Linked DNA regions of Homo sapiens: region 1 is linked to region 2. Evidence: read pairs that join two places in POLR2A ChIA-PET (ENCODE). Cell type or tissue: MCF 10A. All regions are shown on one strand. Region 1 overlaps CAPZA1 (capping actin protein of muscle Z-line subunit alpha 1). Region 2 holds the start of CTTNBP2NL (CTTNBP2 N-terminal like).

Region 1 (5,000 bases), 240 kb before region 2:
GACCTCAAATGATCCACCCGCCTCACCTCCCGAAGTGCTGGGACTACAGGTGTGAGCCACTGCGCCCGGCCTCAGTTTTAATATCTAATTTAACAGATATAAGCCACATAAAAAAAAAATTCAGTTTTTAAGTATGTAAAGGGGTCCTGACAGTAAAAAAGTTTGAGAAGTGCTCCATTTGTTGACATGGGTTTATAATATGCTGTTTATATATGTTTATAATGTGCTGTTGAATGAAAAGGGCTTTTACTTCTTTCCTGGTCTTTTAGAAATTATATATATTTACACCTATGTATAGCTACTAAATTTTAACTGGGACTATCTCTAGTACAAAAAAAATTGTTTTCTTTTTTTGGCTTACCTCTGTGTTCAAAAAGTTATAAGAAATATAATGTTACTAGTATGATAAAGCAAATTAAAATTTTTTTTTTCAATTATTTATTTATTTATTTTTTTTTTTATTGATCATTCTTGGGTGTTTCTCACAGAGGGGGATTTGGCAGGGTCATAGGACAATAGTGGAGGGAAGGTCAGCAGATAAACAAGTGAACAAAGGTCTCTGGTTTTCCTAGGCAGAGGACCCTGCGGCCTTCCGCAGCGTTTGTGTCCCTGGGTACTTGAGATTGGGGAGTGGTGATGACTCTTAATGAGCATGCTGCCTTCAAGCATCTGTTTAACAAAGCACATCTTGCACCGCCCTTAATCCATTTAACTCTGAGTGGACACAGCACATGTTTCAGAGAGCACAGGGTTGGGGGTAAGGTCACAGATCAACAGGATCCCAAGGCAGAAGAACTTCTCTTAGTACAGAACAAAATGAAAAGTCTCCCATGTCTACCTCCTTCTACACAGACACGGCAACCATCCGATTTCTCAATCATTTCCCCACCTTTCTCCCCTCTCTATTCCACAAAGCCGCCATTGTCATCCTGGCCCGTTCTCAATGAGCTGCTGGGCACACCTCCCAGACGGGGCGGTGGCCAGGCAGAGGGGCTCCTCACTTTCCAGCAGGGGCGGCCGGGCAGAGGCACCCCTCACGTCCCGGATGGGGCGGCTGGCCGGGCGGGGGGCTGACCCCCCCACCTCCCTCCCGGATGGGGCGGCTGGCCGGGCAGGGGGCTCCTCACTTCCCAGGAGGGGCGGCCGGGCAGAGGCGCCCCTCACCTCCCGGACGGGGGGCTGACCCCCCCACCTCCCTCCCGGACTGGGCGGCTGGCTGGGCAGAGGGGCTCCTCACTTCCCAGTAGGGGCGGCCGGGCAGAGGCGCCCCTCACCTCCCGGACGGGGCGGCTGGCCGGGTGGGGGGCTCACCCCCACCTCCCTCCCGGACGGGGCGGCTGGCCGGGCGGGGGGCTGACCCCCCCACCTCCCTCCCGGACGGGGCGGCTGGCCGGGCAGAGGGGCTCCTCACTTCCCAGTAGGGGCGGCCGGGCAGAGGCGCCCCTCACCTCCCGGACGGGGCGGCTGGCCGGGCGGGGGGCTGACCCCCCCACCTCCCTCCCGGACTGGGCGGCTGGCCGGGTGGGGGGCTGATCCCCCCACCTCCCTCCCGGACGGGGCGGCTGGCTGGGCAGAGGGGCTCCTCACTTCCCAGTAGGGGCGGCCGGGCAGAGGCGACCCTCACCTCCCGGAAGGGGCGGCTGGCCGGGCGGGGGGCTGACCCCCCCACCTCCCTCCCGGACGGGGCGGCTGGCCGGGCGGGGGGCTGACCCCCCCACCTCCCTCCCGGACGGGGCGGCTGGCCGGGCGGGGGGCTGACCCCCCCACCTCCCTCCCGGACGGGGCGGCTGGCCGGGTGGGGGGCTGACCCCCCCACCTCCCTCCCGGACGGGGCGGCTGGCCGGGCAGAGGGGCTCCTCACTTCCCAGTAGGGGCGGCCGGGCAGAGGCGCCCCTCACCTCCCGGACGGGGCGGCTGGCCAATTTTTTTAATAAAAAAAGGAGCATGTCAACATCCCTCATCCTTTAATTTTTTTTTTTAAGATGAAAGGGGAAATAAAGAAAGATAAAAGCTACTGAGTGACATGAAAACTGAAAGAACCAGGTCAAGGAAGCCAAAGGACTGAGGTGAGGATGTCCAAATCCTAAAGGCAATAAAGAAGGCTTCTTAAAGTTACTTCTTGACCAAGACCTTTGACCTTCATATCCCCATAGTACCTCATGCTTAAAAAATTGATGAATTGGTTAAACAAGGGGATTATATGAAAGAAAAAGGTAAACTAAAAGCTCACTTCCATTTTCTAAGTTAAAAAGCAGGGTGAGGGAAGAAAATCTAGTAGTAGTATTTGAATTCGGGTTCAAGTGCTGAAAAAACTTAATATTCCCTGTTCATCTGTGAATATCAAGAACAGGAGAAATATCCAATTAGAGGAACCAAAACATCTCCCAGTTTTTAAATGAAAGCGAGGAGATTTGAAAGTATATGCAATGGCAAGGGTGAAATACTTAATGAGTGGTTAAAAATAATGTAGTTATCATTAGATGCCAACATGGAATCCTAAAACACATTGTCATAGCAAGGAATCCTATGTTATTTCCTGACAGTTACTAAAATGGTGGATGGTTATTAGATATTTGATAGTTTCTGAAGTGTTGATTTTTCACTATTTGAACACAATACCACAAAAATACCTTTAAGTAGTAGACATAATACATATAATTATATTAAAATTATATAATATATAATTATATATTATATAAATTATTCTCTCTCTATATATATCTCTATCTCTATATCTATACCTATATCTATATCTATATCTATATCTATATCTATATCTATGGAGTCTCGCTCTGTTGCCCAGGCCGGAGTGCAGTGGCATGATCTCGGCTCACTGCAACCTCTGCCTCCTGGGTAGCTGGGATTACAGGCATGTGCTACCACACCTGGCTAATGTTTGTATTTTTAGTAGGGATGGGGTTTCACCATGTTGGCCAGGCTGGTCTCGAACTCCTGACCTCAGGTGATCCACCTGCTTCAGTCTCCCAAAGTGCTGGGATTACAGATGCGAGCCACTGTGCCCGGCCTGATATATTTACATACTCACTATAAAATCTAAAGTCTGGGCTGGGTGTGGTGGCTCACGCCTGTAATCCCAGCATTTTGGAAGGCTGAGGTGGGTGGATCAATTGAGGTCAGGAGTTTGAGACCAGCCTGGCCAACATGGTGTAACCCTGTCTCTACTAAAAATATAAACACTAGCCGGGCGTAGTGGTGGGCACCTGTAATCCCAGCTACTCGGGAGGCTGAGGCAGGAGAACTGCTTGAACCCAGGAGACGGAGGTTGCAGTGAGCCAACACAGTGCCACTGCACTCCAGCCTTGGTGACAGAGTGAGACTCTGTCTCAAAAAATAAATAAATCTAAAGTCTGTTCCATGGCTCCTCCTTCCCTAATTCCTCCACTCATACCACTTAGCTCCTAGACTTACAGCTACACTCATGCCTCAGGGTATATTTCTTGTTCCTTTGGCCAGAAATGCTCTCTTGGATTATTCACTCCAATCTTTATTTAGTCTCTGTTCAAATGTTACCTGCCAAATAAACTACCCTTCCCTAACTCCCATATATAAATTAGCTGTTGTACCCTTCCAACCTTCACAATTCTAGCCCTTTTACTGCTTTATTTTTCTTCAAGGAATTTGCCACCACTTAACATATACTTACATGTTTACTGTCCAACATCCCCCAAAGTCCAAGATCATAGAGCAAGAGTCAATAAACTGCTAATGTAAAGGGCAGATGGGCTTTGGGAGTCACAGCGTTTCTGTCCCAACTGTTAAGCATGGTTGTGTTCCAATAAAACTTTATTTTGTACTCTGAAATTTGTATTTCATGTAATTTTCACATCATGAAATATGATTATTCTTTTTTTGTTTTCAACCATTCCAAAAGCATTAGTTTATAGATCCTATAAAAACAGGCAGTGGGCCCAGCACAGCAGCTCACACCTGTAATCCCAACACTTTAGGAGGCCAAAGCTGGAGAAACGCTTGAGCTCAGGAATTCGAGACCCAGCCTAGGCAACACAGTAAGATCTTATCTCTATTACAAATAACAAGAAAATTTAGCCGGGCATGGTGGCACATGCCTGTAGTCCAAGCTACTCAGGAGGTTGAGGCAGGAGGATCACTTGAGCCTGGGGGGTCAAGGCTGCAGTGAGCTATGATTGTGCCACTGCACTCCAGCCTGTGCAATAGAGCAAGAGCCTGTCTCAACAAACAACAAAACAAAACAAAACAAAAACAGATGGTGGACTGGATTTGGCCCACTGGCCATAGTTTGTCAACCCCTGACACAGAACAAAAGAACTTGTTATGTTTGTTCACTGCAGTATACCCAGGACTGAGACCTAGAACATGCTAGGAATGTGAATGAATGAATACTATTTTATTGTTTATAAAACTCTTATGTAAGCTGTTTCTTTTATTGATCTTTAAAACAGCTTGTTAAAGAAGGCAGGGGAGAGACTATTATCCCCATTTATAAATCAAGAAATAGGTTCAGGGAGTGTAAGTGCCTTGTCTAAGATTGCATGCTTATAATAAATGGGTGGAGCTGGAATTGTAACTTAGACATTCAACTATATCATGCAGTATTAAAAGGAAGTATAAGTCTGGAGGATTACCTTTAGTGTGTCACATGAATTTGACTGTCCTTTTAGACTGTTTTAACCAAGAATTGAGTCAAAGCTATGCTTGTGAAAGATGCAGTTGTTACAAAGTTGAGAAGAATAGATAAAATGATAAATAAGTTTAAAAGTTAACATTTTATCCAACTTCAAAACTGGGTCAAAGCTAAGATGAAATTAATAGAGCAAAAGGGGAGAGGGAAATGACTAAGCAGTTAGTGACTGAAAAAATATCTTTGCTACAATACAGATGAGGGATGACATTTTCATTAACAGTGATTTAGTCAATCATTCTCAAGGGTGGGAGAGTGAAAGAAAGAAGGCAGTTATCTCCCATAAAGGGGAGGTATGTCAGCTCCTCTAACTTGAGAA
Region 2 (5,000 bases):
CAGATGTGAGCCACCAAGCCTGGCCTCAGAAACTATTCTTGAACAAAAATCAGCAATCAGTCCCTAGTGATCTCTCCTAAATTCACTTCATTCCTATCAGGTCAGATATTTAGAACAATAAAATCCTAAAATGATTAGCACTCATTACGTTCTTAAGTCTGGTTCAAATTTCATGACAGTAAAATAGTATTTTCTAACTAGCAGATTACATATATATTTTTTTAACTTTTTTTTTTTTTTTTTTTGTTAAGAGACAGGGTCTCTTTCTGCTGCCCAGGCTGGAGAGTGCAGTGGCATGATCATAGCTCACTGTAACCTCAAACACCTGGGCTCAAGCAAGCCTCCTGCCTCAGCCTCCCAAGTAGCAAGGATTACAGGGATGAGCCACCACACCCTGCCTCACAGATATTTCTTTATAAGAAATTCAAAATTTTAGTCACTTAAGACACTGGAATTTCATAAGACAGAAGATGGGGAAAATCAAGTTAAATGAAGACAACAAGTAGGCCGTTTATACTAACAAATTGTGCCAAATCTAATCAGTACATTGCCTTTCAGTCTACCCTAAGGTGACAGCCTCAAACTAAGTTAAACAAACACTCATGAAGTCATACTATATACTAGGAACTGTGAAAGATATAAAGATGAAAAACAAAAAATACTACTATCTGCCCTCAAAGAATTTATAATTCAAGGAGAGAGATCAGACATCTATCCTCTGCATACTATGCTTTTCTTCACCTAGCATGACCAAACAGGTGTTGAAAAGGTTAAAGGAAAGATTTTCAAGACCCAAAAGTGTAACAAACAGATCTTGCTTACTGTGCTAAATAATAAAAGAATATTATTTGCTTTTTCCTATTAAACCTCGGCAATCACAACTTTGGTTTGCTTAGTCTCTTACCTTAGTTTATTTTCTGTTCTCTGTTGATATAATACAACTTATCTTTTTGGGATTTTCTGTTCTGCTTTTAGTTTTTTCTGCTGTTATTGCTGGGAGCTCACGTCTTACCCTTCTATTGCAGCACACATTGCGTTTGCTAGAGACACCCTCCAGTTTCTTCTTTGTACTTTCTTACTGGAGATTTGGAAACAATCACTGAGAAGACCTGTGAGCACCGAGTGGCTCTGAAAACTTCAAACCTAACTATTCAAAAGTAATTATCTTTAGGAAGTCTACCTTCAGAAAGTCTAATCAAGAAGGTAAAAGACAACAGTCATTACAATCACCCTCCGTGATTCCAACTCCTTGCATTTTATTGCCATCAGCTTTGGCTATAGCTGACAGAGGGGAGGTAGACTTGAGATTGGAAGCAAAAGAAACTATGCTAAAAACATGGTAAATTTTAATATATAAAAGCGCTAGCAATAGATGATTACTGGGGATTCAACGACATTAACATGAGGTCAAAATCAACACTTTGCACCTGCTGAAATGAAGACCACTTGACAAAACCTTTAGGAGCACACTAGAAGAGGCACTTTTTGGTAAACATGAATAGCTAGAATACCTTGCCTTTATTTACTCTTATCTCTGAGATTTAAAAATTGTTCTTACTTTTCATCCTCTAAATTTTGATAGATGATCGTAAAACCAATCAAAATATACATGAATGTTTCCTGGGGGCGGGGAGGACACTATAAAAAAGGGGTTAGAGAGTTACCAAAGGACATAGGACTAGATTAATCATAAACCTAGATGACTGACCCTGAATTTTCTTCAAACACTTCCTGTCTTTTGTTTCAACCTGCAGTATACCTTCAAGGTTAACTGCAGTCTCCCTGAGCAATGGACCAGCCCACCCTAGACTGGGATATACTCATTCCTAATCCACTGCTACTTATTTACTTATGTATACTGTTTCATTTGAAAACATGGTGTTATTCATTGACTGTCAAGCAACATATACTGCATTCCTGCCCACACAAAGCCAGCTCTGCAGATATCCAACACACCCACCTCACTGTGAAATATAAGATGGCTTTTCATCAAGTTCTCAGGGAGGAAATAGGGTGGAAAAGGAAAAATGAAACGCAATTCAAACCTAAGAAACCCTTAGAGGCTGGGTGCTCCCAGAAGGAACAGAAAGTAGAAGGAAGGTACAAAGGGTGAAGGAGAGGAGGTCCTAGTTCTCCCTCTTTCACAGTCCAAAACAGTCCCAAAACAGGAGAGCTCTCGACTCCTCACAAGAGGCCAGAGGATGCGAGGGGCTGCGGGAGGAAGACTGAGCATCAGAGAATGGGGGATGGGAAGAACTTAAGTGGGAGAAGCCGCTTCCTCCGTAAAGCTGGCTGTCTAGGTCGGTCTTTGATTTTTGCTTCGCCCCATCCCTCCTTTTTGGGAAACACCAATTTTATCTTACGGAGGAAAGCAGCTCCAGTCCCACCCTGGCGAGCAGGGACAGGTGTAGGGAGGGATGTTTGGCCTTCCGGGGGTACGAAATGGGGTTGGGGGCGGCAGCCTAGAGAATCGGTACCTGTGAGTCCTCTCCGCCAAGGCTGAGGTGCGGGGTGGGAGGTGCCTTTGAATGAGGGGTGTCAGAGGGAAGCCCCTTCTGAGGAGCTGGGAATCGACGAGGGACAAAAAGTAGCTGTGAGGACCCTCGGAGGATGAGGAGCCGCCTCCTCGGGGAATACCGGGAGGTGGAGGAGACGGCCCCGCCCCCTCAGGGGATGGGCCCAGAGGCCGTTGAGACGGCGGCGGGAGGCTACCGGTGCCCCTATCCTTGCTTTGCTCTTGAGAACCCGGCCTCCCAGCCATCACCAAGCCCCAGGGATAGTTGCTCCTACCTTTCCACGACGCTCCGGGCTCCGCTCCCCTCCGCCTCCACTCCCCATCCACAGCGGCTGAGGCTCCGCCCCCTCAGCCGCCCGGCGGGGGCATTGGCATTCACCAGCGCCAATCGCCTCCTTGCTTCTCCAGCCTCGGCCCCAATCCGCGCCGGCTGGAGGCGGGGCTTCTCCAAAGTCATTCAGGCTCCTCCCGGGGCCCCAAGATCCCTTTTGTTTGGGAAGAGCAAGGCCGGGATTGAGCTCGCGTCACTTCCGGGAGGAAGCGCCCTCCTGGGTCCTGGGCTTCAGGGTGGGCTCGCGCCCCTCCCGGCTCGGGGTCTGCAACTTTCCACCTCTGCGTGAAAAGTCTGGGCAGGACCGTGACTAGTGCTTCGTGCTTTTACCTGACTGTACGCGGAGTTTAGGAATGGAGGGCTCTGGTGGCCTAATCGATTGGGATTTTATCCAGAATGTTAATAAATGAAGTGGGCTTTGGTGTCTGCATTAGAATGAATTCGTTGTTGAAAAACCTGGCTTCCTTGCTCCCTTTTTTTTTTTCTTTTTTCTGGAAGCGCCTGTGGGCGTGGTGCTGGAAGCAAGGGTGCAAAGATGAAACACCTGGAGATCACCCTTCTCTCAACCACATTTTGTACAGAAGAGGATACTAACTTTGGGGGACATAAACCCAGCCGACCTGCCTTCCAGGCGGAAGTCAAATAATTGCAAATTTGTGTGGCAGGTTTTTCCACCCTATGCTTGCCAGCTGAGGCGACTTTTTTCTTTCCTTGGCCTCATTATATTGTGGGGAATGGTGTTTGCAGTGAAGTTGAAACAATGGAGAGTACAGAGGATGCAAGGAATGTCTGCCTTGTGAACACAGGAATGCAGATCTTGGTGGCAGCAAGTCTTAGGCAGGACCAAATAACTCAGAGAGGGGAGTGGATGTATAACTAGTTGTATCCCTACCTAAGGTCAAAGTTTCTGAATTCCTTTTCCACAGAATGGCTGTCAGCTCACAGATTGATGCAGCTGGTTACATTTACAATAACCACATTATTTAAAATACAATATAATAAATATTTGAGACGAATATTCATAATGCATAAATAATGTAGTACACTTAATACATTATCCCTAAACTTAGCAATTATAATTCGCAAGACAGCATTAGGGACCTAGTGCTTGCCTAGGCAGACAGTCCCCAAGGCAGATGCAGCCTGCCTCATGCAGTTTACAGTCTGACTGAGGGATGTGATCAGTTTGTGCGATTATAGTCTGAAAGAAGTAAACAAGTATTTATCATGTTATCACTGTGCCATGTACTTTCATTTAATGGTATTTGATGTCATTTTCAGTGCTGTATGAGAAATCTATCCTACAGTGTAGGATAGACATCATTGTGTCCAATTTACAGATGAGAAGATAGAGATTCAGAGAAGTCAAATAAAGTCATAGAGCTAGTAAATGGTAAAGAATTTCCAGTAAGGATGTATGACTCCATACTTATGCCATATTCTGCTCACTTCACACTGGCTCTCACATGCTGGACTAAGAATGGGCGTGGATGATGGTAAAGCAAACATTAGAGCCAGAAGGACAGCTCTATGCCTCCCCCTGTTGATTTTAGGCTTGGGAGGGTCATCTCTGTATATGAAGGATAGCAAGACTATGAGTGAAGGTGCTCGATAGCAGTGTAAGTGAATCTGGAGTAATGATGCAGGGTATACTGAACTTCAGAAAGGCATTATGCCTTGTGTTCTGAAAACTGACAATCTGAAAGCTAAAATGAGGGGCCAGGCACAGAGTAGGTACTCAATAAATATTGACTTGAAACAAAATGTCTGAAATGATTACAAATACAGAGTGTTAGGTGCTGGAGCAGGCAAAGGAACTTGAAAAATCCCATTTCCTCCTCCTCCCTTTCGCTCTGCCTATGTGTATGCAATGAGGAAGTGCCTCATCGCCTGACAATGAAGCAGATGTGGGAGAACAAGCTATTTTCTGCTGGCTTCTGAGTCACTCTAAGAGTTGTTCTAGTGAATCAGCTCCTCCCTTGTTTTTCTTTTCTTTTTTTTTTTTTTTTTTATCGAGATGGAGTCTCGCTCTGTCTCCCAGACTGGAGTGCAATGGCGCAATCTCTCACTACAACCTCCGCCTTCTGGGTTCAAGCGATTCTCCTGCCTCAGCTTTCCGAGTAGCTGGGATTATAGGCGCCTGTCACTGTGCCC

Evidence for each region. ChIA-PET counts read pairs that join two places held together with the same protein. Peaks named below come from ENCODE experiments on the same cell type or tissue, not always from the same donor. Only the 100,000 strongest peaks of a DNase experiment are listed, where the experiment ranks them.
Region 1: POLR2A ChIA-PET joins it to region 2 with 5 read pairs; 9 of 35 experiments call an interaction of 5 or more read pairs at or near these places.

What each region holds. Positions count from the first base shown.
Region 1 is chr1:112,636,679-112,641,678 of GRCh38, reverse strand. The region is part of intron 1 of CAPZA1 (capping actin protein of muscle Z-line subunit alpha 1); the gene reads right to left. Among named protein-coding and RNA genes, the nearest start is that of CAPZA1, 19 kb to the right of the region's middle. RefSeq lists an enhancer at 3,189-3,689. In MCF 10A, no CTCF peak of the experiment used is centred here; no DNase peak of the experiment used is centred here.
Region 2 is chr1:112,394,063-112,399,062 of GRCh38, reverse strand. It overlaps CTTNBP2NL (CTTNBP2 N-terminal like), which reads right to left and starts at 2,849. Exons shown (of 6, transcript NM_018704.3): 1 at 2,791-2,849. RefSeq lists a silencer at 2,602-2,651. In MCF 10A, a CTCF peak has its summit at 4,389; DNase peaks (open chromatin) are centred at 2,942, 4,372 and 4,762.